Linked DNA regions of Homo sapiens: all the other regions are linked to region 1. The links are chromatin loops, found by intact Hi-C in ENCODE. Cell type or tissue: Calu3. All regions are shown on one strand. Links, peaks and the distances in the headings refer to the core of each region. The heading gives the core; the rest is flanking DNA. Region 1 has its middle 40 kb from the start of ZP4. Region 2 has its middle 430 kb from the start of CHRM3. Region 3 has its middle 230 kb from the start of LINC01139. Region 4 overlaps LOC105373220 (a long non-coding RNA gene).

Region 1 (7,623 bases), core at 1,738-6,737:
GAGTGCTGGGATTAGATTGTTAAGATGCCACATTTGTGGGGATTTGTTATGATAGCAACAGAGAAACTAACATTAGTAGAGGCACAATAATATTGCAATATAGTGTCTGAGGTGAAAAATACATGAGAGAGAATTAACAGAAGTTTAGACTGAGTAAGACAAGACTAGTGAACTTGAAGAAACAGCAATAAAACTACCCCAAATGAAATACAGAAAAAAAAAAAAGACTGAAAATGGGGACTTTATTTAAAAAATGAATGGAGCATCCATACACCCAAGCATGATCTCAATAGATTGTTGTGAAGAAAAACACACTCACGGTGCTTTTTCCTATTCTATGCAAAACAACAGATCAACACAGAAGACTTCTGTGACCGAATGTGTGGGGTTGCTCTCAACCAACAAGCAAGCAATCAATTCTGCAGCAGCCAGCCGCTGAGTGTCCTCCAATTTGATTCTGACATTTTCTATGTGGAAAAAGTGTGAGATCCCACAGGTTGAGGGCTCAGTCCCCAAAACTGTACCCTCCTACAGATACCAGTTCCAAGTCTGGGCCTACAGAACTTCTGATCAGCCGGCTTCAAGTTGGGGTTCCCATAACTCCCTCTTCATTTTTTTTTTTTTTTGAGATAAAGTCTCACTCTGTCGCCAGGCTGGAGTGCAGTGGTGCGATCTCCGCTCACTGCAACCTCCACCTCCGGGTTCAAGCGATTTTCCGGCCTCAGCTTCTCGAGTAGCTGGGACTACAGGTACACAGCACCATGCCCAGCTAATTTTTTATATTTTTAGTGGAGATGGGGTTTTTAGTAGAGAGGGGGTATTTTTAGTAGAGATGGGGTTTCACCGTGTTGGCCAGGAAGGTCTTGATCTCCTGACCTTGTGATCCGCCCGCCTTCGCCTCCCAAAGTGCTGGGATTACAGGCGTGAGCCACCGCGCCCGGCCCCTCTTCAGTTTTGACTGATTTGCTGAGTGGCTCATGGAATTCAAGGAAACACCTAAATGTATTGGTTTATTATAAAGGATATTACAAAGGATAGAGATGAAGAGATGCATAGGGCGAGGCATGGGGGAAGGGTTGTGAAGCTTCCATGGCCTCCTTGGGCAAATATTCAGCTTTCTGGAAGCTCCTCCAAACTCTGTCCTTTCGGGCTTTTATGGAGGCTTCATTATATAGGCATGATTGACTAAATCATTGGCCACTGGCGATCAACTTAACTTTTAGCCTTCTTCCCCACTCCCTGGAGGTTGGCCAGTGAGGCTAAAAGTCCCACCTTCTACTCATGCCTTGGTCTTTCCAGTGACCAGTCCCACTTGGAGCTACCTATGGGCTGCAGCCAACAGTCAATCATTAGCATATGAAAAGTCATGACTTTGATGATTCTAAGGATTTTATGAGTTGTGTATCAGGAAACAGGAAATGGGGTTGAAGACCATATGTACATTTTATAATATCACACATGTCACAAAAGGTTAACAAAATCCAATACTCTTTGATAATAAAAACTCAACAAAGAAGAAACAGAGAACTACTTCAATCTGATAACGGCATCTACAAATATCCCCCAACTAACTTCACACTTAATGGTGAAAGACGAATGCTTTCCCCCTAACTCTAAGAACAAAACAAAAATGTCTGCTCTAGCTACTTCTATTCAAATTTATACTAGATCTCCTAGCCAGGAAAATTAGGCAAGAAAAAAAATAGAAGGCATCCGGATGGAGAAGAAGGAAGCAAAACAATGTTCATTCATAGCGGACAAAGCTCAAGATATAAAATGCACAGTTCTATCTATATTTATCTCTATATATTAAAAACCATGGATTGACACTGAACCCTCCGACTCCAATCTGACACCACAGAGTTCATTCCAGTTTCTCCATTTTCAAATCTGTAACTCCCTTCTCCAATAGTTAGACACCTAGATCCCTTTTATCCTCAGTAGATTTACTTTTTGAGCCAACAGTCCTTCTGTGTAACTAATCTCCGATAGCCACACCATCTTCTATTTGAATACATTCCTGTCTTCAGTCTCTGACCCCTCACCTGCGCTGGGTTGCTCTCCCCTAAGCAGTCACCTCACAGCCAGTTACGACTGCCAATACCCCCTTCTGGGGCAGACGCCCTTCTGCTCACTCAGCAGCCCTCGCTGGGTTGCCCACACCTTCACTCTCACTCCCCCCGTGGGTGATGCCCTCCTCACTCCTCTGGGGTTCCTATATTCCACACTGGGCCACTACCACTGCCTCCTCCTCATCTAGACACTCCACCTAATGGTTTTTAGGTTGAATTATTGAAGAGGAGAGGGAGGGAGGATGAGAGAGAGGGAGGGGAAGGGAACTTTTTTTAACCTCAACTACTTCTTACATTCTTGCCAATGCATCAAAGGTTTTTAATAAGTTGATAGTTCTCTGTGGTAGTGTCTACTAAAGGTTATCCTTTAGATGCCATGTGATCCAGAAATTCCAACATTAGGTAGATATACCCAAGTGTATATAGGTACAACAAAAGATGCATGTAATAATTTTCATAGGTGTGTTATTCGTAATAGCTAAACACTGCAGGAAAACATCCTACAATTGAGCAGACAAGTAAACTCTTTTCATGTGCTATATTCATACGATAGAATGCTATACACCAATAAAAACCAAACGACTGCACATAAAACAATATGGATGAGTCTCACAGTGGAGCGAAAGATGTCAGATGTAACAAAAGAAATATTGTGTGATTCTCAACAGGCAAAAATTACCTTTAAAGTCAGCTTGGTGGAAGGAGGGGTTTGTGACTAGAAGCACAGAGAAGCATAGGCTGGCTTTTGAAATGCCAGTAGGGTTACATTTGTTGATTTGAGTGGTTGCTATACAGGTGTGTTCATTTGTGATAACCTGACTATGCAATTATTTGCACATGTTTCTGTATGTATGTTAGACTTTAATAAAAACAGTTATTTAAACCAAAGTTGCTTTTTGTATTTTTAGTATTTTTGTTTTCCCTGGGAAGATGATCAGGGCTGTCACCTACCATTACATACCATTACACCAAGAACAAATTCCCTCTCTACGGTTCTGTGTATAGATTTGTAAATATTACTTTAATGAAAGTTTTTGTTTTGCTTTTTTTTTTTTTTGAGATGGAGTCTCGCTCCATTGCCCAGGTTGGAGTGCAGTGGCATGATCTTGGCCCACTGCAACCTCCACCTCCTGGGTTCAAACAATTCTCCTGCCTCAGCCTCCCGAGTAGCTGGGATTACAGGTGTGCACCACCACACCTGGCTAATTTTTGTATTTTCAGTATAGATGGGGTTTCACCATGTTTGCCAGGCTGGTCACAAACTCCTGACCTCAGGTGATCCACCCACCTTGGCCTCTCAAAGTGCTGGGATTACAGGTGTGAGCCACTGTGCCAAGCCAGAAAGTTTTTTTGAGCAAACCTTTTTTATGAGAAGGTGAACTCCTGAAAGTCAATGTTACCACTTTATTCTGCTTGTATCCAGCAATGCTTAGAATAATTTTCAATAAGTTATAGATGCTCAATATATGTTAAAGGAACAAACGACTTGCCATTTGAGTTTGTGATGCAAGTAGAATTTCCAGCTCTATCTTACAAAAATGTTTTCTGGTCGACTGGTGTTTTGGCTCTCTTGCCAGGCACCACCCATTGGAATGGCCTTGGTTTACTCTTCATGAGGCTGTGGATTAACTCCTAAGTATCTTGGGGCTTTTCCTTATAAAGACACGACCATAAAAACTGGGTCACAGTTCTCTTGGAATTCTGCGTTCTACTGAAGTTGTTTCAGTGTTGGTAGTGGAGCTTTGCAACCTAATTAACACCATGGGAAAAGGCATTATCGGCCAGGGAAAAGCAATTCAACAGAGCTAAAGATACATAGCATGACTACAGAGGAGACAGCAGGGGGCGCCAGTGGAGCACTCGTGAGGCTGCTTTGACATCACTTCCAGTATCTATCAGCATTCTGTTCCTAATATAATTATTATACAACCGTGTTGCACCACATTGAGACAAGTTGACTGCTTACTTGAAGGAGATGGTAAATGAATATGGACAGGATATCTCCTTGCCACAACTCTGATTTTATTGTTTCTCAGCTCATATTTTAAAACTTTTCTGAAGTGGCTTCATTCACTCATCTCCTATAAGCATAATTTTCTCCCCCACCCTTTTGCCCTAAAAAAAAGTAAAAATCAACACTGTGATGACTACCTGAATGTTGAATACCTTGGAGTTTAATTTATTCATAAATTTGGGGGTTTGCTGCTACTTCATTAAAGTATATTTCCTCTAATTTTTTAAGTCTATCTTGAAGTTAGATACTAATTTTTGGTTGGGAAAAGAGGGAAGGGCTAAATTGCAAGTTTTATGTACTCTCTCCATAGCTGTTTGGATTATTCTGGTAGATATTCCATTTGATTATCCATCAAAGTACTGAAGAAAGGAGGTGGCTTGTCTTGGTGGCAGCTGAAGATTGTTCATGTTATGATATTCACACTTCAAACTGCATCTCAGTCGTATTAGTAATAAGCAATAGAGCAGAGACCTCAAAGACTTAGCATTGCATTAGGTATTTCAGGTGTGATTCTAGGTATCACTACTTAATATATTCATTTAGCAGAGAGTTACTAAATACCTTTCTATTGGACACCAGGCTGGGTACTTTGGAAACGGGGGTCAACAGAATATGGCACATTTCCTAACCCATTTAAATCTCAGTTTCCATCTCTGTAGAATGATGATATTATCTTACCTCATTGCATGTCATGAGAATTAAATGGTAAAGCTACCAATATTAGTATGTACGCGAACAATGCTCGGTAAATATTAGTCTTTGCCATACAGACTTTTTAGTAGTCTGTATCCATGTTTCAAACATGGTAAATCAAATACATTGATTCTCCTTGGTGCTTTTAGTTGATTTAGTAGTTAAACATTTTGCAAAATCTAATTATGGTTAGGGTTTGAGATTACATTCTAGCTGTCTTCACAATGGGCTTGAAATAAATGGTGTGTGTTCGAGATGACGCTTTCCTTTGGCACAGGAAGTTTATGGTCTTTTCTATTCATTTATCATTTTACTTGCTTCCTGGAAACCGATAACCTCTAAAAGCTTCTCTTTTGTTCCTTAACTGGAATTTCTCTTCCATATTATTTGCATGTCTTCCACCTAATGTACCCAAATCAATTATGAAGCAATTATTTTTAAAATGTCCCTTATGAGAATGTAAAGAAGGAAATGGATCACAGTTTAAATATGTTAGCTGTGGCTCATGCCTGTAATCCCAGCACTTTGGGAGGCCAAGGCAGGTGGATCACCTGAGGTTGGGGTTCGAGACCAGCCTGGCCAATATGGTGAAACCCCATCTCTACTAAAAATACAAAAAATTAGCTCGACGTGGTGGCAGGCAACTGTAATCCCAGTTACTCAAGAGGCTGAGGCAAGAGAATTGCTTGAACCTCGGAGACAGAGGTTGCAATGAGCCAAGATCATGCCACTGCACTCCAGCCTGGGTAACACAGCAAGACTCTATCTCAAAAAATAATAATAAATAAAAGTGTTGGTAGGCTGCTTTTCTTTTTAGATACATCCCAAAGGACCTTCCCTCCCTGCATCTTTTTCTTGTTTCTGTCAGGCTCATCCTAAACTTTTTGCCACATCTTCAACTCCAGAGCTGCCAGTGTTAAACTTGAGTCACTATTGGATCAGGGAATAAAATGTCTTTCTTTTCTTATCCATAATCATTTTTATTGAGTTGCAGCCAAATATATCCACAGCTTGCAGTTACATCCCTCATTCATACAAATGTCCTTTTAGCATAACCTTCTTGTCAATATATTGCTTCCAGCCTCTAAAGTAAACTTTCTGAATTGCCATTGTTTCTTAATGCTTTGACCTTGGCTATCCTCCATCAACACTTTACCTTCTGTCTTCGCTTCTTGTACTATTTAAACAGCATTAGTCTCACAAATGTTCCTTTCTAATTTCTGTCCTACCACCAACCTTGTGTCTTCAATGCATGCCACCTGCCTCACTGAAACATCCATTCAGTGAAGAACCTCCTGCCTTTCTCACACCCCCACCAACACCACACAGCATTATCTAGAATATCAACTTCAACCAAGCTGTCATTGTCTTATAATAGAAACAGCATAGAGAGATACTATAAAGCTTATCCTCCTCCAGAAATTGCAATACATTTGAACTTTTTTTATGGCTTTAGACTGAATCATTTGAAGCTCATACCCCCACGACATTGTCCTAATATGTTGCACTCTTCCTAAAAACATCCTCAGGGGTAGAGAAATCACAGCTGATGGAACTACAACCATGTGCCTATAGTTTATTAGGTTACTAGCTCCTATTTCTTCCAGGCTAGAGGATTGTTTTGCCTCAGGTCAATACACAGTGCTCTTTTGTTAGCTCAGATTGTGAAGGTCATGTTTTCTCTACATCTGAATATGAACCTTCTCCTGTGTTAGCATCGGTGTGATTTTTAACCAGAGTCAAGTAATTGATTTCTGAAGACACCCTGGCCTTTACATACTTGCATGTCTTACTTCATGTAATTTTCTCTTGCTTTTCAAGTACATGATTAGCCACAATGTGATAAGTATATAAATCAACTGCCTGCCCTCTAGGACTTCTCACATTTAAATGTAGACCTAAATTACTTTTGTTACACTGAAAAGATTTGAAAATGCTCGGTTGAATCACATTCAAGCCACTTCAGAAGGCTGCAATAATTTCCTACATTGCCGAAGGAAATTATTCTCCCAAATACATTCCGGTTTGTTTGTTTGTTTGCGATAGAGTCTTGCCTTGTCGTCCGGGCTGGAGTGCAGTGGCACGATCTCAGCCCACTGCAACCTCCGCCTCCCAGATTCAAGTGATTATCTTGCCTCGGCCTCCCGAGTAGCTGGGAGCCATCACACCCAGCTAATTTTTAGTAGAGACGGGGTTTCACCATGTTGGCCAGGCTGGTCTCGAACTCCTGACCTCAACTGATTTGCCTGCCTTGGCCTCCCAAAGTGCTAAGATTACAGGCGTGAGCCACACACCCCGGCCAACATTCTGTTTTGTAGAAAGCATTCCTTCACTACCTCCATCACCCAGGTTTTGAAATCATCCAGCTTCCCACTGTGAAGGGCATTCAGAGTCAATGGCTGAAGTTTCAGACAGTCACTTGCTTCCATGGAACCGTGGCAAAATGCGTATCGTGGTTTAAGCAAACTTTCCTAATGCTTTATGAGAGGGACATCTCACCACTGTTAGCCTTAATAAGACATACATTCCTCCCCAACTGATGACTCCTCTTAATGGTTCAAATGTGTGCCACATACTTGAGAAAGCAGGTTCAAATGATTTTGGAAAATTTTTCAATGTTCTTTGAAATCATTGATAACACCCAGAGTAGCATTAAACACTGTGGGGAATCACTTGTTATCTTTCTAAACTTCAGCTGGAAACGAGTAGATCAGATAGAAGACCTAAGAAAGGGTTGCGCCACTTGTGAAATAATAGAAAATAAAAAGGGCTCATAGTATATGTGTCGATTGCATTTCCAGTGCCCTGTTCTAATCGCTATGCAGTCATCCATAACTTAATACG
Region 2 (7,623 bases), core at 879-5,878, 1.1 Mb after region 1:
CTACAAAAATTTCTTCTTTTATACTTAACATCCACTTTCGCAGTAATTTATTAAATTAACAAATAAATTTCATGCTAAAATGGGAACAGTTCAGATTTCCAATCAAATTATGGAGGATAAATACTTCTGTCTTTCATGGTTTTTCTAATTATACAGCAGATGAGGCTGGTGACATATTTCTTATCATCCATATTCTATAGAAGAAATACTCAAGTGAATTTCTTAGAACTCTTTCAAAAGCTCTTATAAATTATACTTACTATTTGAAAATCTCTTTTGAAAATATATTTGTTTAACACATATCCTTAGATGCTACCTCAAAATTTTAATATCTTTACTGTTTTCTGTGAATAGAAAAAGTAATACCTGCTTGTGAAGCTTCAAACAGTCAAAGGATGTAGAAAATAGAAAGCAAAGGTGTCTGTCATTGGAGTGAGAGTCAGGGGCAGGGGGATTTACGCTGAGCACAATCTTTAATGATACTTTTTTTTAAAAGAAATTCATTTGTATATGTTTGAAAGACCTGCTTTGAAATAGCAACCAAAAACTGGCCTTTTAAAAAAGTACTTTTCTTTGATGAAGGCAAGAGCACCCAAATGTAGAAATGACCAACTCATACAAACTAAGAATGTTAACCAGAGTTAGGCCAAGAGCTGATCATGGCTTTGAAGATACACAGGTCTTAAAAATCCCTGGGAATAAGAAAAATGACTCTGGCTGGAAGAAATTGACCATTATGGACAAGCTACACAGGTGCAGAAATACATGGAGCAGACATAAAGTGGTTGTGCAAATGGTATAGGGAGAAAAATAAGGCTCAGAATGAGCTAGAAGAGAAGCTCTGTGAGTGCAAGATTGTTGTATTTTCTGTTTAGTCAATCACTGTTGTACAGAACAGTTCCTGGCCTCTAGCAGGCACTTGTTAAATGCTTATGAAATACAAGACTTAAATAATGCATGAATTTCAACTTATAAGTACCTTAAAGATGAGATATTTGATGCACAGTACCAGGGCTGAAAAAAAGCATGTCATTGAGACAGAGGTATCACAAAAGGTTATGGCATCAATGTAAGATTTTTAAATAAATCTAGTTTCATTGCTTAGATTTACCTTTCAAGAAAATATATTTCATATATCATGTTGTTGCCCCAAACCATCATTGTGGAGGGGTCTTTGGCAATAATATAAAAGTAAAAATAAAAGTTTATAAAAGTGTCCTTGGATATGCATTTTTTTGCAAGAAAAAAATTTAAAACAATATTTTAACTAACACATAATAATTGTACAAACTTGTGGAGTAAAGTGTGATATTTTAATACATATACTTTTACATCTACTCTATTATTGAATATAAGATTTCATTTCCCATACATAAGAAATGAATTGACATTATTTAAAGGAACAGTGGGTATAAAGTTCTCAGACAAAAAGCAAATGTACTCATGTAAAACTTGTCTCCAATGAACTTTACAACTCTTGAAGGCAGTTGCTGGGTCTCATTCACCTTTTTAAAAGTAGGGCCTCATTGTTCATTTAATGAAACAATGCATACATACACAGTTGCATCAACCTCTTGATATTTCACAAGAATTTTTCTTTAAACTCTTACTACATAGAATTCTGAATGACATGTGCTTCCAAAAAAAGTTGACAGAATTTATTTCTTGGCAAATAAACTATCCATTAATTCAATAGTTTTTTACTGAATAGCCATTATTTTAGTTAATGGGGATAGAGAGTATACATGATTGCTACCCTCAGTGAGTTTATAATTCTGAAAGAAAAAAACAAATTTCTCAGCTGTCTAAGTAGGATCTAGACTGATCCAGTTTGGGGAGCAGGCCTTGGTTGCCCATCACTTATTTGTCTCTGTGCTCTCCTGGAGACTGCGCCCTTCACCCTTTCCCTGTGTCTCACATCCTTCTCCAACACCGACAAGAGCCCGGGGAGGCAACTCAATGGCATTACTAAATAATGCATTTTATTCAGACAAACCCTATTTAGACTGCTGCATTTTAACACAAAATCACTATGCACATTTATTGCTCTGGCATCCCCTAGTATCAGATTCCAGATGTCTCCTCAACAATTGGCTTAATGAAGTTTAGAGCAACCATCTTCTCTCCCACACACAGAACTATTTTTGAGACTTTATGTTAATATGTTGTTCTGCTCACTTTTACTGAATTTACTCCTTTTTAACATTCATTTTGGCAATGATATCAAGAAAAATAATCCAAAGTGTCATTTTGCAGGAAAGAATATTTCTCAACACCCATTAAATAATTCTGTATATGTTAGCTTGCATTTTATATATATACATATATATCTTTCATCATATTCACATGGTTCATTCAAAAATACTTTTAACCTGCAGTAAATTTTATACCAGTGCACTTATTACTACTAATACCTTTTTTAATTTATGTAAATCATTCTCATCGTCTTCTTTCTGCTAGACGTCTTCCCTTAGCTTTTCATAACTAAATTTTTTCTCCACTTTTTATGTGATGTTTCATCATTCCAAGGTATCCTCGCATAGAATATCCTCCTATTTATTTAGTAATATCTATTGCACAGAACGTATCAGAAAAACAACAAAAGAGAGGACAGTGGTCACCTGAGCAACCAAAATAGAGACCTCACGCTGAAGTTTATTTAAGTTACTTACAGAATCACACACAATCTCTGACCTGAATCATAGCTTCTTTACTAGTCTTTGACATGGTTTTCAATAACTTTCACTTTCTATTTTCGCAACTCACAGCAGCAATTTCAGTGTAGTGAAGAACACTGGCCACCCAATAGATAGAACAGCTAAAGGCCTAAGTGTGACTGACAGCTCAGTGGAAAGACAGAGGTAGAAGACTGCAAAAGGCAAATCTCAGAATTCACAAAAGCCGAGCAGGTGCCATTCAATGAAGACATGAACTGGCCTAGGTATTTCTGGGACCTGAATGGTCTTTCAATATTAGAACATAACTTGTGTAATTATGACCAGTGGTCACAGAGAATGCATCTGAATATAATAATCAATTCATTCGCGTATTTATTCATGTATTTGCTATGTGAAAAAGATTTTTCTATTGATGTCTGTACTCACCCTTAATGACAAGCCCACAAGCCAATTGAACGTAATAGATTTTCTGTGGAAATTCATAGCAGGTAGGAGAGAGACCTCACAAGACTACAGTGATAATTTAAAATCTAGAACTCTCCTCTCTTAGTAAGATTTAATTTAAATAATTTTAAGCAACCAGACCCCAGACTCTCTCCTGCCTCTAGGTACCCTCAATGTCCCTCAATTCCTTTTTGTTTTCTTCTTAGGTAGAATGTTTGACCATCCTCTGCTAGCCTCCTTCACACCCAAACAGTCACATGTTACCTTACACCTTTAAGTGACTCAGCAGGGATTTTCCTTTAAAAAGACCATTCTTTCCCTGAAAACAACTCTGATTTCAGCTAGCAAAAAAATAGTGACTTTATTATGTCCATGCAAGAATATTATATTTAAGAAACATGTTCATGTAGCATAGGTATGTTTTTGAATACATTTGCAGTCCTTTATTTCCTGACATTATCCGCTGGGCAAAGATAGGTAAAGATGACATATTAACAATATGCTACTATAATCAAACAGATATTGATAGCAAGCAAAACGTCTATCTGTTCAAGTATGCTGATTAAGTAATCTACTGTAATTGCCCTTTCTCTGTAGTGTAGTCACTGCGGTCTCCATAATTTTACTCTTAGAGATTCCGTCCATTGGTGAAGCACTGCCCTCTTCAGGCAAAATCGCCTAAAGTATCAATACTCACAAGAAAAATATACTTGAATCCATTTAATTTGTAAGAGCACCACTTTGGTGAGGTGACGCACACACAAACAAAATTCTAGGAAATGATACGAGTTTTGCCTAAATAGGGGTAATTTTTAGATAAACTGGTGAGGTTTTACACCTGTTTAAACAGCTGAATGTGTCTGACCTTCTTTAACTCTCTGAAATTCCATGAACCATAAAACCAAAGAGAAAGAAGGCAGTACTTTAGATTTATGCAATCCATCAACTGATTAGAAATTATTTCAAAAGTATTAGTTAAATCCACAGTTCCAACATTGTTTTCTACTCTTTATTATAAACAGCATGGTGCTGTCAGCTGTTACTGACTTGAGAACAAGTCTAATCACAGGGAACTACATTTCTAAACATGACTTAATTAGCCTAATGTGTTGTTTTAAAAATTAAGAGCATTTCAATGTCATGGTGAGAGATCAAGTGTTTTCAATTCTATTTAAAAGGATATATTTGGTAGTTGAAAAGCTAGCTCTATTGCTTTGTTCTTTAAAAGAGAATGGAAATTGCTCAGCCACATCACAAGCTTCTTCTGTAAGTTTCATTTGGGTCCATGATTCTTTTCATTGTAGAGAGCACAGTGGGAACAAAATAGCCCTGTTAATTGCCTGTTAATTCCCACAAAAATTTTAAATGTATCTCTACTTTTTATAAGACTATTTTGTACTATCTTGCTATAAAGGTATTTATCTTATTCATTCTAGGCATTAAAAATGTTTTAAAATCACCTTCGTATGAGTCCCCAGTTACATCCCGGGGGAATCTTGGACTATCAAATTAGAGACATCACTCTCAGCAAATATTTCATGTTGTAGACTCTAGGGGGAAAGCTGTAATGCTTCCCGACATGAGAAAAAGCAGCATGTCTGGAGAAAGAGCAATACTATGTGCCAATAATTAAGACAGACATGTTTCAAAATAGGAAACTAGAGTCAATTGTTAGAAGTTAAATAAAAGAATGAGTTGATTGTGTCAGAAAATGATTCTGTGAATGCAGTCTATGAAAATCTGCAAACTATAGAAAAAAATAGATGTTAAACATCTTAAAAATCAACAATATAGGCTGGGCGCGGTGGCTCACGCCTGTAATCCCAGCACTTTGGGAGGCCGAGGAGGGCGGATCACAAGGTCAAGAGATCGAGACCATCCTGGCCAACATGGTGAAACCCCGTCTCTATTAAAAGTATAAAAATTAGCTGGGCGTGGTGGCAGGCGCCTGTAGTCCCAGCTACTCGGGAGGCTGAGGCAGGAGAATCGCCTGAACCCGGGAGGTGGAGGTTGCAGTGAGCCGAGATCACGCCATTGCACTCCAGCCACGGTGACAGAGCGAGATGCCATCTCAAAAAAAAAAAAAAAAAAAATCACCAATATAAAAGTTTGGCTTCAGTCTTGTTCCCGATAAAATTTTATGTTTATGGCTACTTTTTTAACATTCAAATAAGTAAAAATTAATCACAGGTTTAAGAATGATTAAAGCTTGTTATATTATAAAACTAATTTTAATGACTAGTAGGTTAATATCAAGTTTGACCAGTAGGTGCTCAGTGAAGGACGCTGCTTTGGAATGAAATATGCTGGACTCAAGTTAGATTCTCTTTAGGAACTTTCACAAGGCAGTTCTCGTTTGCAAAATAGATTTCTGAAGCCAGATACTTGGATTCCAACATTTGCTCTTTGTTAATTTATTACTTGCCTGTACATTTGCTCCACAGTCTCTGTTTCTTCGTCTATTAACAGAGATATAAATCTTCATCTCTCAAGGGTGTTGTGTGGATAAACTCAGACAGCATGTAGAGGTTCTGTATTACACTGCTTGACACATCATAAATGTTCAGTAAGTGTCAGTTTTGTTTCTCTTCTCCTTCACCTTTTAGGTCACACTTGTAATCCCAGCACTTTGGGAGGCTGCGGTGGCAGATCATGAGGTCAAGAGATTGAGACCATCCTGGCCAACATGGTGAAACCCTGTCTCTATTAAAAATATAAAAATTAGCAGTGTGTGGTGGCGTGCACCTGTAGTTCCAGCTGGGGAGGCTAAGGCAGGAGAATCACTTGAACCCAGGAGGCGGAGGTTGCAGTGAGCCGAGATCGAGCCACTGCACTCCAGCCTGGCAACAGAGCAAGACTCCATCTCAAAATAAAACAAAACAAAAACAAAGCTATAACAAAGCTAATATAAACAAAGCCAGTATAACTGTCTATGACTAGTATAATTAAAACTAATAAATGTATATATGAAGATGCTTTGAAAATTTTAAAGTTATGTCACCCTTAGAACATGTTATTTGGAGAATGATCATCATGGAGCAATGAAAAAGGAGCGTCCTTTGTTTGTTCATAATCACCTAAAGAATATGATCATAAATAATATTTCTAAATGTAGAAAAGAAGTATTTATCACTTCACCTTATAAATACCCCAGTCAGAGTACTAAAGTCTATTTGATTTATGCTATGCTCATGGAGTTCCTTCTAATAATTTCATGAGTAGACTTTCATACAGGGGCTAATTCCTCAGACAACTAGCATCAGTTATCAGACCAAATTTAGCGTTGTGAAAAATTCTGGTTCGTATCTGGATTTTTGAATAAGTCTCTTATGTGTCTGGTTATATGATACGATAATAAACTGATTCATAGAGTAGCATGTTCAATGACAAAATGTGAGAATTTGATATTACAGCAGCTTGAAAGCAGAATAAAGTGCCACAATTTTAAGATAAAATTCAAGATCCTTTATTATCTGAATTAACACGTAATTCCTAATATTTTTTCCACTATTCTCACTCCCTATCCAGATCCTGCATTCCAGCTATTTTTTTACACTATTTTTAAATTCAATTTTGTTGAGATATATAACTTACATATTATAAAGTATACCCACTTAGGTCTGCATTCTGGCAAGTTTTTACAAATGTATACAGCAGTGTGTATACACCAATGCAACTGTCACCACGGTGACTAATCTATTTGGAATCCTATCCACTGAATTTTCCATTTCAGACATTGTATTTGAAGTTAAGAAATAAGACAGAAGTGACTGGGGGAGGGGAGCAATATGTAGATGTATGGAATAAAAGGAAAGCAGATAGAAGGAACTAGAAGTTCTTTTGTTTTTCATGGGTCTCCTTTCTCATTTCACTCTAGTCACAATTAAGTTTCGTCCTTGAACATATTGAGCACACTTAGAACATACTCTGGCATTTTCATCTTATAGATGATAGAATTAGAAATACTGCTGCTTTTATTGACTAAATACTATGCTAATCAGTCACTTTTTTTGGTTTTTATGCTTAACAATTTTTTATTAGATATGTGATATTTTGACTATTACATTGTTGTCCGTTAAATTTTGTTTTCTCTCTTTAAAGAGTTTTGGTTCTTTGGATTTTGTTTCTTTCCCTTCAGAATTTTGAAGTTTGCTTCGGTAGGCAATTAAGTTACTTGCAGATCAGTTTGATCTCTCGGAAGCCTGTTTTTAAGGTTAGCAGGGCACACCAGCCAGAATTCAAACATTTCCCAGTGCCTGTTGCACACTGGGGAACTGAGCACTTTAAAGAGTCCTGGCATCCCCACCTCTTTGCCACCCCCAACTGTCCTTGTGAAGTTTTACCTTCTGTGGGTGTAGATAGGCATTCGCAGAAAGAGTCAAGGGGATGCTGGTGCTGATTTCTGGAGCTTACTCTTGGTACCATGATTTTTCAACATTCTGCCTTACAAATTCTGCCTTCAGCAGTTTTGCTAAACTTTAATCTCTGTCTTCTCAACTAA
Region 3 (7,623 bases), core at 1,496-6,495, 400 kb after region 1:
ACTTAAAAGATTGAAGGTATCCCATTATTTCCTTGTGGAATGCCCTTTTATTCCTTAGGTTGCTGAGCTTCAATATCAGGGTCTCTTGGCTACTTTATGTTTCAGACTTGAAAATTATGATGGTGGGTTTGTTCTTATAATTTTATATAGATACTTCCTGAATCAATTTCTCCAACCCAAATGTTTGTATCTGTTTTTAACCACCTTCCCACTCACATCATTACACAATAAATTCTTCCTCTTTTAGCTATAATTATTACCATCCAAATGTAGCTCCATTTCACAATGCATGTTATCCTGTTATCCATCATCAACTCGGCGGTCCTATCTCGTCCATCAATTTTGTTTTTTTTTTTAAGAGGATCTGGCTCTGTTGCCCAGGCTGGAGTGCTGTGGTGCAATCTCAGCTCACTGCAGCCTCCACCTCCTGGGCTCAAACAGTCTTCCTACTGCAGTCTCCTGAGTAGCTGGGACTACAGGTGTGTGCCACCGTGCTCAGCTAATCAAAATTTTTATTCAACACTAAATTTACATATAAATGTTTCTCTTTTTTCACATCCTTTTACAAATTTTTATTTTTATTTTTTAATTTTTTGGGAGATAGAGTCTCGCTCTTTTGTCCAGGCTGCAGTGCAGTGGCACAATCTTGGCTCACTGCAACCTCTGCCTCCCCAGTTCAAGCAATTCTCCTGACTCAGGCTCCTGAGTAGCTGGGACTACAGGCGCCTGCCACCACGCCTGGCTAATTTTTGTATTTTTTAGTAGAGACAGGATTTCACCATATTGGCCAGGCTGGTCTTGAACTCCTGACCTCAAGTGATCTGCCCTCCTCGGCCTCCCAAAGTGCTGGGATTACAGGCGTGAGCCACCATGCCCGGCCTACAAGTAATTTATAACACATAAAGGATAGGGCTATAATGGTGATCACACTTTTCTTATGGGGGCTTTAACATTTGTATGATATCAGTTGCTGATTATACTCTAATCATATCCTGAAGATATTGTTCACTGACTTGTAGTCTTCGTTTAAAGAAAAATACCTAGAATAAATATTTTACTTCACACTGGAAATAGTTGAGTTTCTACGTAGCAGTTATTCTGCCCCGGTGTTATAGACACTGTTGAATGAGTACTGGATTTTAGTTCCTTTTTTGCCTTGACTGCTAAAAAGTGTATGGATATATATTCGTCTGTTAGAAAACTTCTGTTCTGATGTCTTTTCCCACTTATTTTTATTGTAACTTATTTTAGATGTATTTATAATCCACCATATAACCTTGCCATAACATGTTATGTTATAAATAAACAACTTAAAATACACAAAATAATACATTTATTGCAAGCCAATTATGTATAAAGAACTTTCTCTAGGTTATATATAATTTATTTCTCACATGCTGGTAATAATATCTATTATATATTCATGGTAACAACAAGTTTTGTGGGCCCTAAAGCTCATTTAAGAGACATTTCTAAATACAAGTAATATAAAACTATTATTTTTGCGAACATTACAAAGACATAGGACCCATGTTAACTCATTGGTAGGGCCTCATGCAGGGCCCTGGAAGGGGTAGATGCAAGCAAGAGCCCTGACTTAAGCCTCCTTAGCTTCAAGGCCAATCTGCCTCGCGTATATGGACTGCTTATGCTGTGCAGGTCACTTTTCACGCACTGTACTATGTGATGTTAGAACAAGCTTCCAGGGAAATTAGCTGAGAGAGGTAAAATGTATTTCTCAATGCCAAAGGGTTGGCGTACAGTAGATGTGTATTTGAACACTAATAAACCCATTTATTACAACTATATTTATGGGGCACCTTATCTACCAGGCATTGTCATAAGCACTGGCATGCTGTGACAACCCAGGCAGGTGTTGTCCCAATCCTAATGAAGCTTCTTGTGTGACTTCCATCATAGCAGTTGGTCATTCCACGGTTTATTTCTTCTTTAACCATCATGTTAAGAAAGAACAGTTTAACTTTGGGAGGCCGAGGTGGGCGGATCACAAGGTCAGGAGATCAAGACCATCCTGGCTAACCTGGTAAAACCGTCTCTACTAAAAATACAAAAAAATTAGCCCGGCATGGTGGTGGGCGCCTGTAGTCCCAGCTACTCGGGAGGCTGAGGCAGGAGAATGGCGTGAACCCAGGAGGCGGAAGTTGCAGTGAGCAGAGATCGCGCCATTGCACTCCAGCCTGGGTGACAGAGCGAGACTTTCTCAAAAAAAAAAAAAAAACAAAAAAAAAAACAAAAAAAAAAAACAGTTTAAGATAAATTTTAAGGATTTCTGTACATTTGAAAATTAGTGTGCCTTTTAAGTTTTACTCGCTTGACTGGAATAGCTGAAGCTCTCATTTCCTTTTGTTATTTATTGTCAACATAGATTATCACTTTATGAGTCTTTTTTGATCATTAAAAAATAGAGAAAATGGCTCCAAAAATGAATCTGTTTTGTTTTCCAAACATATTACCTTTACAATAGGACTCAGAAACTGATGGCCAGGTTGGTCTTTCTTTTACAGTTAGCTATTTTCTATGATCTTAGTCGGAGTACCTTGCAGAAAGTAGGGTTAAAGAGCTTTGGTATCTTAAATCCTGGTTTTCTGTTGCTTTCCTCATTTTAAGAGAGTTCTTAATTCAATCTTGTGAGGAAGTAGGATTAACATGCACAGTTATGCCTGGAGAGTCAAGAAACCCGCATTTCTGGATCCCCAGCTTAGACCACTGACTCACAGTTTCTAGATACAGAAGCTGCATTTCAGACCACAACCCTAGGTAATCACGGCGCATGTGGACCACACTGCACATTGTGGACAGCACAACTCCAAGACAATAATGAGATCCCAATAATTTTGATACTTCCAAGTAAAGAACAGAAGTCCATTATTTAAACTTATAATTGTTAAATTGTTTGACTTTGTAAATAGTTTTTGGAAACTGTCCCTTCCTGCCCTCTTCCTGTGTCCTTCTTCTCTCTTCACTTCCACACAGCATTCTCCCTGAATACCTCTTTTTTGCATGTTCTTCTGCCTGGAGTCACTAATCCAATGTCTTTGTTCCCCAGGAATTCATCCTTGATTCATATATTTTATCACTATTTTTGGACCTTCCTATTACATCTGTCTTCAACTACTGCTCAAACACAGGACCCAAATTTCTATCTCATACCCAGACCTCTTTTCTGAATATTGGATCCCCAGCTCTAGTCAGCTGTCTTATGGTAAGTTCAATTTGAATGGCTCCAAAGACCTCAAAGCCAACATGTCCAAAGTTGAAATTAATGTTGCCCCAACAACAAAAATACATCTGCCTTCTTCTGAATTCTCTATTTCAGTTTCAATGTATGCACCATAATGCATTCATTTGCTCAGTCCACATTCTGGGAGGTTATCCTTTCATCCTCTTTAGAAAAAATCCTTTTAGTTCTTTTCTTAAATATACATATTTTTTATATATAAGATATATAATATAGTTTATTAATGCTAATATTACTTATATAGTTTATTATAATATATAATAAACTATATATTATAAACTATGTAATATACATATAAATGATATATAATATAAACTAAATATATAAACTATGTGTGTGCATATATATATATATATATATATATAATTTTCATAGCTTCTATCACACCTTGGCCCAAGGCATCATAATTTCTTACTGATATTATTATAACGACTTCTTTTTTGTACAACCTTTTACTAGTACTGTTTTCCTCAAAACGATTCCCGCACTGCTGCCGGGTTGATCTTTCTGAAATGCAATTCTGATCACTCACTCCCTTGCTTCAAATGCCTCCATTGCTGCCAGAATGATAAAAACCCCTGGGTATGAGGTACATGCCCTACTTACTGTGAACCTGTCTGGTCTCATTTCTCATCATCCTGCCTCTGATGCAGGATGCAGCCTCGCTGAATTCCTCTAGGGTCATATGGAGAATGTACCATATTTTTAGAACTTTGCACATTCTGTTCCCGTTGCGGTGATTGTCCTTATCCCCTTCTTTGACAGAAGAACACCTACTTAGCTTTCAATCCTCAGTTCCAGAAAACCCATCGTAATTTCACCCGTTCTCTCAACTTTCCTATGTTCTCTCATCTTAATGTGATTAACTGCTGGAGGAAGTCACTTAGAGGATTTCAGGGCCGATTAAAAATATGTGGCCAGGAGGTGGCAGCAGCAAGCACGAACTTTACTTCAGTAGGCATGAAGGCAGGGAAAGTACCTCCCAGCATGATACCTCGAGAGGGTAAGGTGTGGGAGCCACCATCTAGAAAAGGAGTGGGGGAAGGGGACTCCTCGGGGTGAGGGGATCAAGAGGAGGTTTATGCATCTAGGCAAAGTTGCTCAGTAGCCTGGCAGGGCACTTCTGAGTCAGAAAGCTCCGAAGGGGAGCAGTGGTTTGGAAATTGCTCTAGTCCCATGGTTTTATCGTATCCATGGGTATGAGATACGGGTATGGGTAGCAGATATTGGGTGTAGTATTGCAGGATATAAGAAACCGGCAGATTCTAAATGGCTAAAAATCTGCTTCACTGGGTGATAGTTAAAACAATTGGATGTGTGAAAATTTGAGTTTGGTACTGGTGGGCTTTTGAGTAAATAAATGGATCTCAGGCTGCTGTGAAGAAATAAATAATCTAGTGACCAATATAGACGTACCATATTTATTTGGTGCATTTATATGACAGATGCCTCTGTGAGGCAACACTTTTACCACACTGCACTATTATTACATTTTACCTCGTTTGTGCTTCCCATAACATAGATTCCTGGAGAGAAGAGGCAAGTTTGTATTATTCTTGATATGGACTTCATCAGATCCAGAATAGTGTTTGATGAAAAGTGGAATGCTAATAAATGTTGGTTTCATGAATAATTCCATATATTATTGAACTTGTCCAGAAGCGATCATCCTACCAGGTGCTAGAAGAAAGTCTCATCTCCACAGACACACCTGATTCAAGCTAGTTTGAAGTTTGTATTCATACAGGACATAGGCAGTGATTTAATTTCAAACCTGAAATCTTTAGATTTGAGGTAATTTATTTTCTAAAATACAACCCATTTCTAGAAAAATCATAGCAAACTCAGAACGTATGGCAATAGGCCAAGGTCATCTTATTCAGATTTCAATCCTGTTATATTCTTGGAGAGATTTTTTTAAGTCATTTTCACTATAATACTTGTCTCAAAACTTGTAGGATCGGAGGATGTGCAGTCTGAGGCCCAAGTGAGTCCATGAGCATCAGCCTGGTTTGTTCATTCATTTGGGTTATGATGCTGCCTCGCTGAGCAATTCCTTATGGTAGGAGGGTCTAATAACCTTCACAGGCCACGGAGATGGAAATAAAGTGTAAAGCTGGAGAAAAAATCCAGTTGGCTACACAGGGGAACCAGAGTTATCAGAAGGGACAGTTAGTTTAAATATGGAGAAGACTCCTAACAAGAGGCTAGGTCGTGAATACAGATAAGACATTTTAAATAGCAAACATAACTCAGTTGTGTTAAATAATCGTAGAAATCGTTGGCTCCACTCAGAGACTAATAACTGAAACGTGTACAAGTGGTACAAGTTTCAGAGTAGTTTGATTAAGGCTCCAGCTCATATCTCCAATTCACTAGGCTCTTCCCTTGTTCTTGTATTCTTTTCACGTATATAATAAAATAGTTACAGTGGTTTCTGTTTCACTGCTACATATCACACCAGTCATAAAGAGGGTGAGCATCTGGGCTCCCAAACACAGAGAAAAGTCCTCAAACTTCACTCATTGCATCCGTTTAGATGATGGGGCTAACCCTAAATTTACTTTTGTCCAGGGGGAGTGGAGTGCTCTAATTGGCCTCACCTAGATCATGGGTTTCACATCAGAAAATATATATTTCTCCTACACATTATGAAATCCTCTATAGAAATCTGGCGTTATAGCTGGTGGTAGGGACAATGGACGGGGAAAGGCGACCAATAGGCCTCACCAAAGGTAGGGTGTCCTTCTGGATATTGAAGATATTTAATCTTTGTGGCAACTCAAGCAAACCAACCAAAATTTGCATAGTAAATATTTGTAGTTAGCCTCCAATTTGTTTGTTTACTTCTTATCAGCATTTCAAATGTCTTCCAAAGGCATTAATACAATCTTTTATCTTGTTTATCATGTTCATTTTCTAGGCACACTGCCTTTTATGAATCAAATTAAACTTCATTATGCGTCTAGTCTGTGCTCACATTCCAAATTTGTGTTGTCTCAACGAAGAAGACCTGGCTTTATTTGACACGCTAGATATAATATCCGAAGAACTAATAGAGTATAAAATGTAAACTGTCATGAAAATAGTGGCAATAGCTAACTAATTTCCAAACATCAGTTTTCAGCGTAAATATTCCTTTTTCAGAGAGATGTTTGCTAACCATTCTATCTAGGAGAAATCTCCTTCTATTATTCACATCAGTTCTTTATTTGTATGCTCATGCCACTCATCAGTGCCTTCTTCTCTAGATCACAAAGTAGCTACTTTGTTTCTTCCTTCTTTCCTTCCTTCCATCTTTTCCTAGAATGTAAGTTCCATCTGTCTTATCCATGGGCACATTTCTAGTAGTACTCAGCACAGTGCTTACCTTATAGGAGACACTCATGAATATTTGTTAAGTGAGCCTGTTGAATTACCTTTATTATGGTGTGTCCTGTGTGGCCCATGGCTATGTAGGTAATGGACCAAGACTCAGTTTTATAGGAGATAATTGTGCAGCAGAGGAAATCCAACCTGATGCGTGGGGCTGAGCCCCAGGAATGTGCTGCTCTTTGTATTTTGTTGTAACCAACTGAAACAGCCTTGGCTGACATTTGTAACTGTGAGCCTCTGAATAACACAAGTAAGTTCCTCCCAGGGGGGAAATCATATGCAAGAATGAAATGTATGATACATCTCGCCCAAACTGTTAACCACATATGAAAAGAAATCATCTCGGAAATTGGAAGTTTGTATTTGAATATTAGACACCTGTTTAATTATGGAGTGAAATGTCAAGGAAAAAAACCACAATTACTTTATACTCGGAACATAGAAAATATAGCCGAGATTTGACAGTCTCACTCCATCTGATTTTTCTATTCTGTCTTTCTCACTCCTGTCACATTTTATTTCACCATTTATCTGGAACAAATAAATGTGAAATTGCTTTCAACATTTTCCTGACCTTGTTCGGTAGATGAGTATTGAGGAAAAATGGGACTTTGGTTTTCTACATGGAATGAGCTTATTGTAGCTCTTTGTGTTACGGCAGTTCCTTTTAGGAGAATGTGTCACTCTTTATTGAATGCAAATGAGCTTCATGAGTAATGTTCAAATCCAAAAAAAGATGAATGCCAGTGGAAGCAGCTAGTGTCTCTCTATCCTTTTTTCTTTCATATATTTTGAGATTTTTGGATAGTAGAAAAGAAAAATGTTATTTTGAAATATCTCTTTTTTCTTGTAATGAGAGAAGAAAGCTAAATTCCCTGTATGTAAGAATATAAATTTGATAGAAGTAATAATTTTAAATTGGGCAGTAAATGAGCCAGTGATGTGGTGTTGTGGTTATTCTGCCTGAACTTAATAAGACTATGAAATAA
Region 4 (7,623 bases), core at 915-5,914, 580 kb after region 1:
ACAAACATTACTTTTTTATAGTGAAAACATTTAAAGTCTACTCTTTCAGCAATTTTGAAATATGCAGCATATTATTATTTATAGTAATCACCATTCTGTAAAATAGATCACCAAAGCTTATTCCTCCTCACTAACTGAAACTTTGTACCCTTTAATAAACATCTTCCCCTTCCTCATTGATTCTTCTCCCCCAGCCTCTGGTAACCATCATTATACTCCCTATTTGTGTGAGTTCAACTTTTTTAGATTTCACATATGAGAAAGATCATGCAGTATTTGTCTTTCTGTGCCTGGCCTATTTCACCTCCGGGTTCATCTATGTTATCCCAAAAGACAGGGTTTTCCCCCTTTCCAATGCTAACTAGTATTCCATTGTGTATATATGCTACATTTTCTTTATCCATTCATTTGATGATAGACACCTAGGTTGCATCCATATCTTAGCTATTGTGAATAACATTGCAATGACCACAGGAGTTCAGTTATCTCTTTGGCATACTGATTTGATGTATATTCCTTTGGATAAACACCCAGTAGCAGGATTACTGGATTGTGCAGTAATTCTATTTGTAGTTGGCTGAGGAGCCTTCATCCTATGGCTTTGTTCATTTACATTCCCACCGACAGTATACAAGGGTTCCCTTTTCTCCATACCATTGCCAACCCTTGTTACATTTCATTTTTTAATTAATGCCCATTCTAACAGATGTGGTTTTAACTTGCTTTTCCCTGATGGTCAATGATAATGAGCATTTTTTTATACCTCTGGCTTTTTTTGTTTTATGAATGCACTTTTTTTTGATATTTATTTATTTTCTTTATTTTTGCATGTTTTGGGGTACAGGTGGTATTTGGTTACATGAGTAAGTTCTTTAGTGGTGATTTGTGAGATTTTGGTGCACCCATCACCCAAGCAGTATACACTGCACCATATTATTTAGTCTTTTATCCATCGCCCCCCCCACCCTTCTCCCCAAGTCCCCAAAGTCCATTGTATCATTCTTATGCCTTTGCGTCCTCATAGCTCAACACCCACACATCAGTGAGAACAAACAATGTTTGGTTTTCCATTCCTGAGTTACTTCACTTAGAATAATAGTATCCAATCTTATCCGGGTCGATGCAAATGCTGTTAATTCATTCCTTTTTATGGCTGATTAGTATTCCAATATATAAATATAACACAGTTTCTTTATCCACTCGTCGATTAATGGGCATTTGGGTTGGTTCCACAATTTTGCAATTGTGAATTGTGCTGCTATAAACATGCTTCTGCAAGTATCTTTTTTATATAATGACTTCTTTTTCTCTGGGTAGATACCCAGTAGTGGGATGGCTGGATCAAATGGTAGTTCTACTTTTAGCACTTTAAGGAATCTCCACACTGTTTTCCTTAGTGGTTGTACTAGTTTACATTCCCACCAGCAGTGTAGAAGTGTTCCCTGTTCACCACATCCATGCCAACATCTACTGTTTTTTGATTTTTTGATTTTGGCCGTTCTTGCAGGAGTGAGATGGTATCACATTGTGGTTTTGATTTGCATCTCCCTAATCATTAGTGATGTTGATTATTTTTCCATATGTTTGTTGGCCATTTGTATATCTTCTTTTGAGAATTGTCTATTCATGTCCTTAGCCCACTTTTTGATGGGATTGTTTGTTTTTTTCTTACTGATTTGTTTAAGTTCATTGTAGATTCTGGATATTAGTCATTTGTCAGACGTACAGATTGTGAAGATTTTCTCCCACTCTGTAGATCTGTTTCCTCTGCTGACTGTTCTTTTTGCTGTGCAAAAGCTCTTTAGTTTAATTAAGTCCCAACTATTTATCTTTGTTTTTATTGCATTTGCTTTTGGGTTCTTGGTCATGAAGTCCTTGCCTAAGCCAATGTCTAGAAGGGTTTTTCCAATGTTATCTTCTAGAACTTTTACAGTTTTAGGTCTTAGGTTTAAGTCCTTAATCCATCTTGAGTTGATTTTTGTATAAGGTTAGAGATGGGGATCCAGTTTCATTCTCCTACAGTGTCTTGCCAATTATCCCAGCACCATTTGTTGAATAGGGTGTCCTTTCCCCACTTCATGTTTTTGTTTGCTTTGTCAAAGATCACTTGGCTGTAAGTATTTGGCTTTATTTCTATGTTCTCTATTCTGCTCCATTGGTCTATATGCCTATTTTTATACCAATACCATGCTGTTTTGGTGACAAAGGCCTTATAGTATAGTTTGAAATCAGGTAGTGTGATGCCTCCAGATTTCTTTTTGCTTAGTATTGCCTTGGCTATTTGGGGTTTTTTTTTTTGGTTTCATATGAATTTAACAATTTTTTTTTCTAATTCTGTGAAAAATGATGGCTGTATTTTGATGGGGATTGCACTGAACTTATATACTGCTTTTGGCAGTATGGTCATTTTCACAATATTGATTCCACCCATCTATGAGCATGGGATGTGTTTCCATTTGTTTGTGTCATCTATGATTTCTTTCAGCAGTGTTTTGTAGTTTTCCTTGTAGAGGTCTTTAGCCTTGTTGGTTAGGTATATTCCTAAATATTTTATTAATTTTTTTTTTGCAGCTATTGTAAAAGGGGTTGAGTTCTTGATTTGATTCTCCATTTGGTCACTGCTGGTGTATAGAATAGCTACTAATTTGTGTACATTAATCTTGTATTTAGAAACTGCTGAATTTTTTAATCAGTTCTAGGAGTTTTCTGGAGGAGTCCTTGGGGTTTTCAAGGTAAACGATCATATCGTCAGCAAACAGTGACAGTTTGACTTCCTCTTCACTGATTTGGATGCCCTTATTTCTTTCTCTTGTCCAATTGCTCTGGCTAGGACTTCCAGTACTATGTTGAATAAGAGTGGTGAGAATGGGCATCCTTGTCTTGTTCCCAGTTCTCAGAGGGAATGCTTTCGACTTTTCCCTATTCGGTATTATGTTGGCTGTGGGTTTGTCGTAGATGGCTTTTATTACATTGAGGTGTGTCCCTTGTATGCTGATTTTGCTGACAGATTTAATCATAAAGGATGCTGGATTTTGTTGAATGCTTTTTCTGCATCTATTGAGATGATCATGTGATTTTTATTTTTAATTATGTTTATGTGGTGTATTACATTTATTGACTTGTGTATGTTAAACCATCCCTGCATCCCTGGTATGAAACCCACTTCCCACTTGATCAGAGTGGATTATCTTTCTGATATGTTGTTGTATTTGGTTAGCTAGTATTTTATTAAGGATTTTAGCATCTAGGTTCATCAAGAATATTGGTCTGTAGTTTTCTTTTTTGGTTATGTCCTTTCCTGGTTTTGGTTTTTGGGTGATGCTGGCTTCATAGAAATAATTAGGGAGGGTTCTTTCTTTCCCTATCTTGTGGAATAGCGTCAAAAGGATTGGTACCAATTCTTCTTTGAATGTCTGGTAGAATTCTGCTGTGAATCTGTCTGGTACTGGACTTTTTTTGTTGGTAATTTTTAAGTTACGATTTCAATCTCCCTGCTTGTTATTGATCCGTTCAGGAGTACCTAATTCTTCCTAATTTAAACTAGGAGGGTTGTATTTTTCCAGGAGTTTATCCATCTCTTCTAGGTTTTCTGATTTATGTGGGTAAAGGTGTTCATAGTTGCCTTGAATGATCTTTTGTATTTCAGTGGTGTCAGTTGTAATACCTACTGTTTCATTTCTTAATGAGGTTATTTGGATTTTCTCTCTTCTTTTCTTGGTTAATCTTGCTAATAGTCTATTAATTTTATTTATCTTTTCTAAAAACCAGCTTTTTGTTTCATTTATCTGTCGTATTTTTTTTGTTTTAATTTCATTTACTTCTGCTCTGATCTTGGTTATTTCCTTTCTTCTGCTGGGTTTATTTAGGTTTGGTTTGTTCTTATTTCTCTAGTTCCTTGAAGTGTGACCTTAGCATGTCAGTTTGTGCTCTTTCAGTCTTTTTGATGTAGGTGTTTAGGGCCATGAACTTTCCTGTTAGCACCGTCTTTGCTGCCTCCCAGAGGTTTGGATAGGTTGTGTCATTATTGTTCAGTTCAAAGAATTTTTTAATTTCCATCTTGATCTTGTTTTTGACTGAATGCTCATTCAGGAGCAGGTTATTTAATTCCCATATATTTGCATCGTTTTGAAAGTTCCTTTTGGAGTTCATTTCTAGTTTTATTCCACTGTGGTCTGAGAGAGTGCTTAATATAATTCAAATTTCTCAAATTTATGGAGAGTCATTTTATGGGCTATCATATGGTCTATCTAGGAGAAAGTTCCATGCACTGTTTAATAGAATGTGTATTCTGTGGTTGTTGGATGAATTGTTCTGTATATATCTGTTAAGTCCATTTTTTCCAAGGTATAGTTTAAATCTATTGTTTCTTTGTTGACTTTCTGTCTTAATAACCTGTCTAGTGCTGTCAGTGGATTACTGAAGTCCCCCACTATTATTGTGTTGTTATTTCATTTCTTAGGTCCTATTAGTAATTGTTTTATAAATCTGGGGGCTCCAGTGTTAGGTGCATATACGTTTACGATTGTGATATTTTCCTGTTGGATAAGGCCTTTTACCATTATGTACTATCCCTCTTTGTTGCTTTTAACTGCTGTTGCTTTAAAGTTTCTTTTGTCTGATGTAAGAATAGCTACGCTTGCTGGCTTTTGGTGTCCATTTGCATGAAATACCTCTTTTCACCCCTCTACTTTAAATTTATGTGAGTCCTTAAGTGTTAGGTGAGTCCCCTGAAGGCAGCAGATAGTTGGTTGGTGAGTTCTTATCCATTCCACAGTTCTGTATCTTTTAAGTGGAACATTTAGACCATTTACATTCAATGTTAGTATTGAGATGTGAGGTACCATTGCATTCATCATGCTATTTCTTGCCTAGGTGTCTTGTTTTTTTTTGTTTTTGTTTTTTTCTGTTTTTGAATAGAAGCGGTGAGAGTAGATAACCCATCCCAAATCCCCTCACGGGCTGCTGCTTGTCCTGTAGATGGAGAGCCGGAGCATGGACCTGCCTGACCCAGACCCCACCCGGCTTTGCCTTCCTTCCACCCTAGTAGCTTAACACAAAAGACAGAAACTTTTGGGAATTGATGGCCCTGTCCATCACCCCAGAAAACAGAGTACCCCTCTGGGTAGCATAAGGCAAGCACAAGTCCCACCATGGCTACTGCAGCTGGTGTTCTTTTGCAAGTCCCACTTTCTGGATGGAAGCCAACCAACATAGTCCGTTACAGCATCTCTAGGTAGAATAACACCACACTCAGGAAGGAGAAAACTTGTGTGTAACCTCAGCCATCACCATTGCCTGCAGCACTGTGGCTAACTAGGAAGTCCTCAGTGTGTCCATGTGACCAGATCTTTACTATAATCAGCATCTGAGAAAGCCAACACACTAAGGCTGGTTATAACCAAGGAATATCACAGAGCCTACATCACTCCCCTACCACCTCTATCAGAGCTGGTGCTGGTACCCACTACTGGGACACTTGAGGACAGGTCACATCACTGGATCCCCAGCAGACATTCTTCAGCACCAGCCTGGAGTGTGGCAGCCCCACTGTGTGGCTAGATCCAGAGGAGGAGCAGCATTCACAGTAGGCTGGCTCTCAGGGACTCTCACTCCTAGGGGAAGGGGGAATGCACCATATCAAAGAAACATCCTCTGGGGAAAAAAGAATCCAGACAGCAGGCCTTGAGTCCCAGAATTTTCCACAATTGGGAAGTTTATTTCAGCAGAGGCATAGGTGCAGTGCTGGGCTCTGTGGCAAAGTCTGCAGCTCTACCCCAAGTCAGGTAGGCTTGGACTCAAGGGATCTTGGAGAAGAGGACTTCTCTTCCCTCTTATCCACCACTGCAGACACAGCTGTAGTTTCTCCCATGGGATCTCAGCATGGGTGCACCTATAGACAGCCTTTCTGGAACATTTCAGGGTGACTGCAGGTCCACAAAAGTGATGTTCCAAGTAGAGAGGAATTGTCACTCTACCCTTTGTTCAAGCTTGCACAAGGGGCAGAGTCACAATTCCTTTCTATTGGAACATCAACATTCCTGCAAATGAAAAGAGGTGCCTGTCCGATCTGAATTGCTGAAGCACTGGGTCAGGAGTGTGTCTTGGAAGTAGATCACTTTGTTGCTCGGCTGGCAGGGGAGCTGAGATGACTCCCACCGTTCCCCCTCATAAGACTTCAGTGTGTTTCATTGAGAGCTCCCCCAGCCACCTCTGTCAAGGCTTGGACCTCTGTCCACCATTGGGTATTGCAATTTCCCATCTGCTTTAGCCACATCTGGTCTCTACCCAAGGACACCTTCCCTACTGACCCAAAGACTGAACTAATAATCAATAAATAAGTGCACACCACAGGGTAATAAGATAATCTTCAAGTGATCTCTGCCATTCCAACCTTGGAGGAGACCATTAAATTGCTCACACACTGAGCACATTGCTACCACAACCAGCATCTGAGAAAGCCAACATACGAAGACTCTCTATAACCAAGGGACCCATACAGAGTCTTCACCCCTGAACGCATCAAGAGTCAAATTAGGCTACAATAAACTAAAACCATTAAAATCACATCCTTAAGCAAGAAGGAAGGAAATTAAACAAAAAACACAGTTAAATAAAAAATGAATGCAAGAATATTTAGAACAAATAGTCTACCAAAATGAAAAGAAACCAGAAAAACAATTCTGATAATATGACAAAACAGGGCTCTATAATATCCCCAAAAGATACACTAAGTCCCCAGTAATAGATGCAAACCAAGAGGAAATCTTTGAAATACTAGATAAAGAATTCAAAACGTTTATTATTAGGTTACTTAAAGAGATGCCAGAGAAAGGTGAGAACCAACATGAAGAAATTTAAAAAGCAATTCAGGATATGAATGAAACCTTTCCTAAAGAGATAGATATTTTAAAGAAAAACCAATCAGAACTTGTGGAAATGAAAGACACATTTAGGGAATTACAAAATGTAGTGGAAAGTAGTAATAATAGACTAGACCAAGTAGAAGAAAGAATTTCAGAGCTCAAAGACAAGGCTTTCAAATTAACCCAATAATACAAACATAAAGAAAAAAGAATGAAAAAACAAGCAAAATCTCCAAGAAATATTACATTATTTGAAATGTCCGAATGTAAGAATAATTGATGTTCCTAAAGAAGAAAAGAAAGCACGATATTTGAAAAGTTATTTGAGGGAATAATTGAGGAAAACTTCCCTGGCCTTGATAGAGATTTAGATATCCAAATACAAGAAGTTTAAAGAACTCTTGGGAGAATCATTGCATAAAGGACATTTCCAAGGCATATAATCTTCAAGCTATCTAAAGCCAACATGAAGGACAGTATTCTAAGAGCAATGAGACAAAAGCTTCTGGTAACCTATAAAGAAAAACCTATCAGACAAAGAGCAGACTTTGCAGCAGAAACCTTACAAGCCAGAAGGAATGGGGTCTTACCTTTAATCTCCTTAAACAGAAAAACTGTCAGTCAAGAATTTTGATTCCAGCACAATTAAGTTTCATAAATGAAGGAGAAATAACAACAACAACAACAAAAATGCAGAAGGAATTTGTTAGTACAAGACCAGCCCTATGAGAAATGTTAAAAGGAGTTCTAAATCTTGAAA

The links. Hi-C counts contacts between places; a loop is a spot of excess contacts. Peaks named below come from ENCODE experiments on the same cell type or tissue, not always from the same donor. Only the 100,000 strongest peaks of a DNase experiment are listed, where the experiment ranks them.
Region 2: it touches region 1 in a loop (5-fold over the local background); 13 of 110 quality-filtered maps call a loop at or near these places.
Region 3: it touches region 1 in a loop (5-fold over the local background); 8 of 110 quality-filtered maps call a loop at or near these places.
Region 4: it touches region 1 in a loop (14-fold over the local background); 8 of 110 quality-filtered maps call a loop at or near these places.

Annotation. Positions count from the first base shown.
Region 1 is chr1:237,847,508-237,855,130 of GRCh38, forward strand. No RefSeq gene overlaps it. Among named protein-coding and RNA genes, the nearest start is that of ZP4, 40 kb to the right of the region's middle. RefSeq lists an enhancer at 6,877-7,438. In Calu3, for the core only: no CTCF peak of the experiment used is centred there; a DNase peak (open chromatin) is centred at 3,924.
Region 2 is chr1:238,948,221-238,955,843 of GRCh38, forward strand. No RefSeq gene overlaps it. Among named protein-coding and RNA genes, the nearest start is that of CHRM3, 430 kb to the right of the region's middle. In Calu3, for the core only: CTCF peaks have their summits at 3,825 (motif pointing left) and 5,441; a DNase peak (open chromatin) is centred at 3,781.
Region 3 is chr1:238,248,326-238,255,948 of GRCh38, forward strand. No RefSeq gene overlaps it. Among named protein-coding and RNA genes, the nearest start is that of LINC01139, 230 kb to the right of the region's middle. In Calu3, for the core only: a CTCF peak has its summit at 4,188 (motif pointing right); a DNase peak (open chromatin) is centred at 4,196.
Region 4 is chr1:238,425,909-238,433,531 of GRCh38, forward strand. The region is part of intron 4 of LOC105373220 (a long non-coding RNA gene); the gene reads left to right. Among named protein-coding and RNA genes, the nearest start is that of LINC01139, 56 kb to the right of the region's middle. In Calu3, for the core only: no CTCF peak of the experiment used is centred there; no DNase peak of the experiment used is centred there.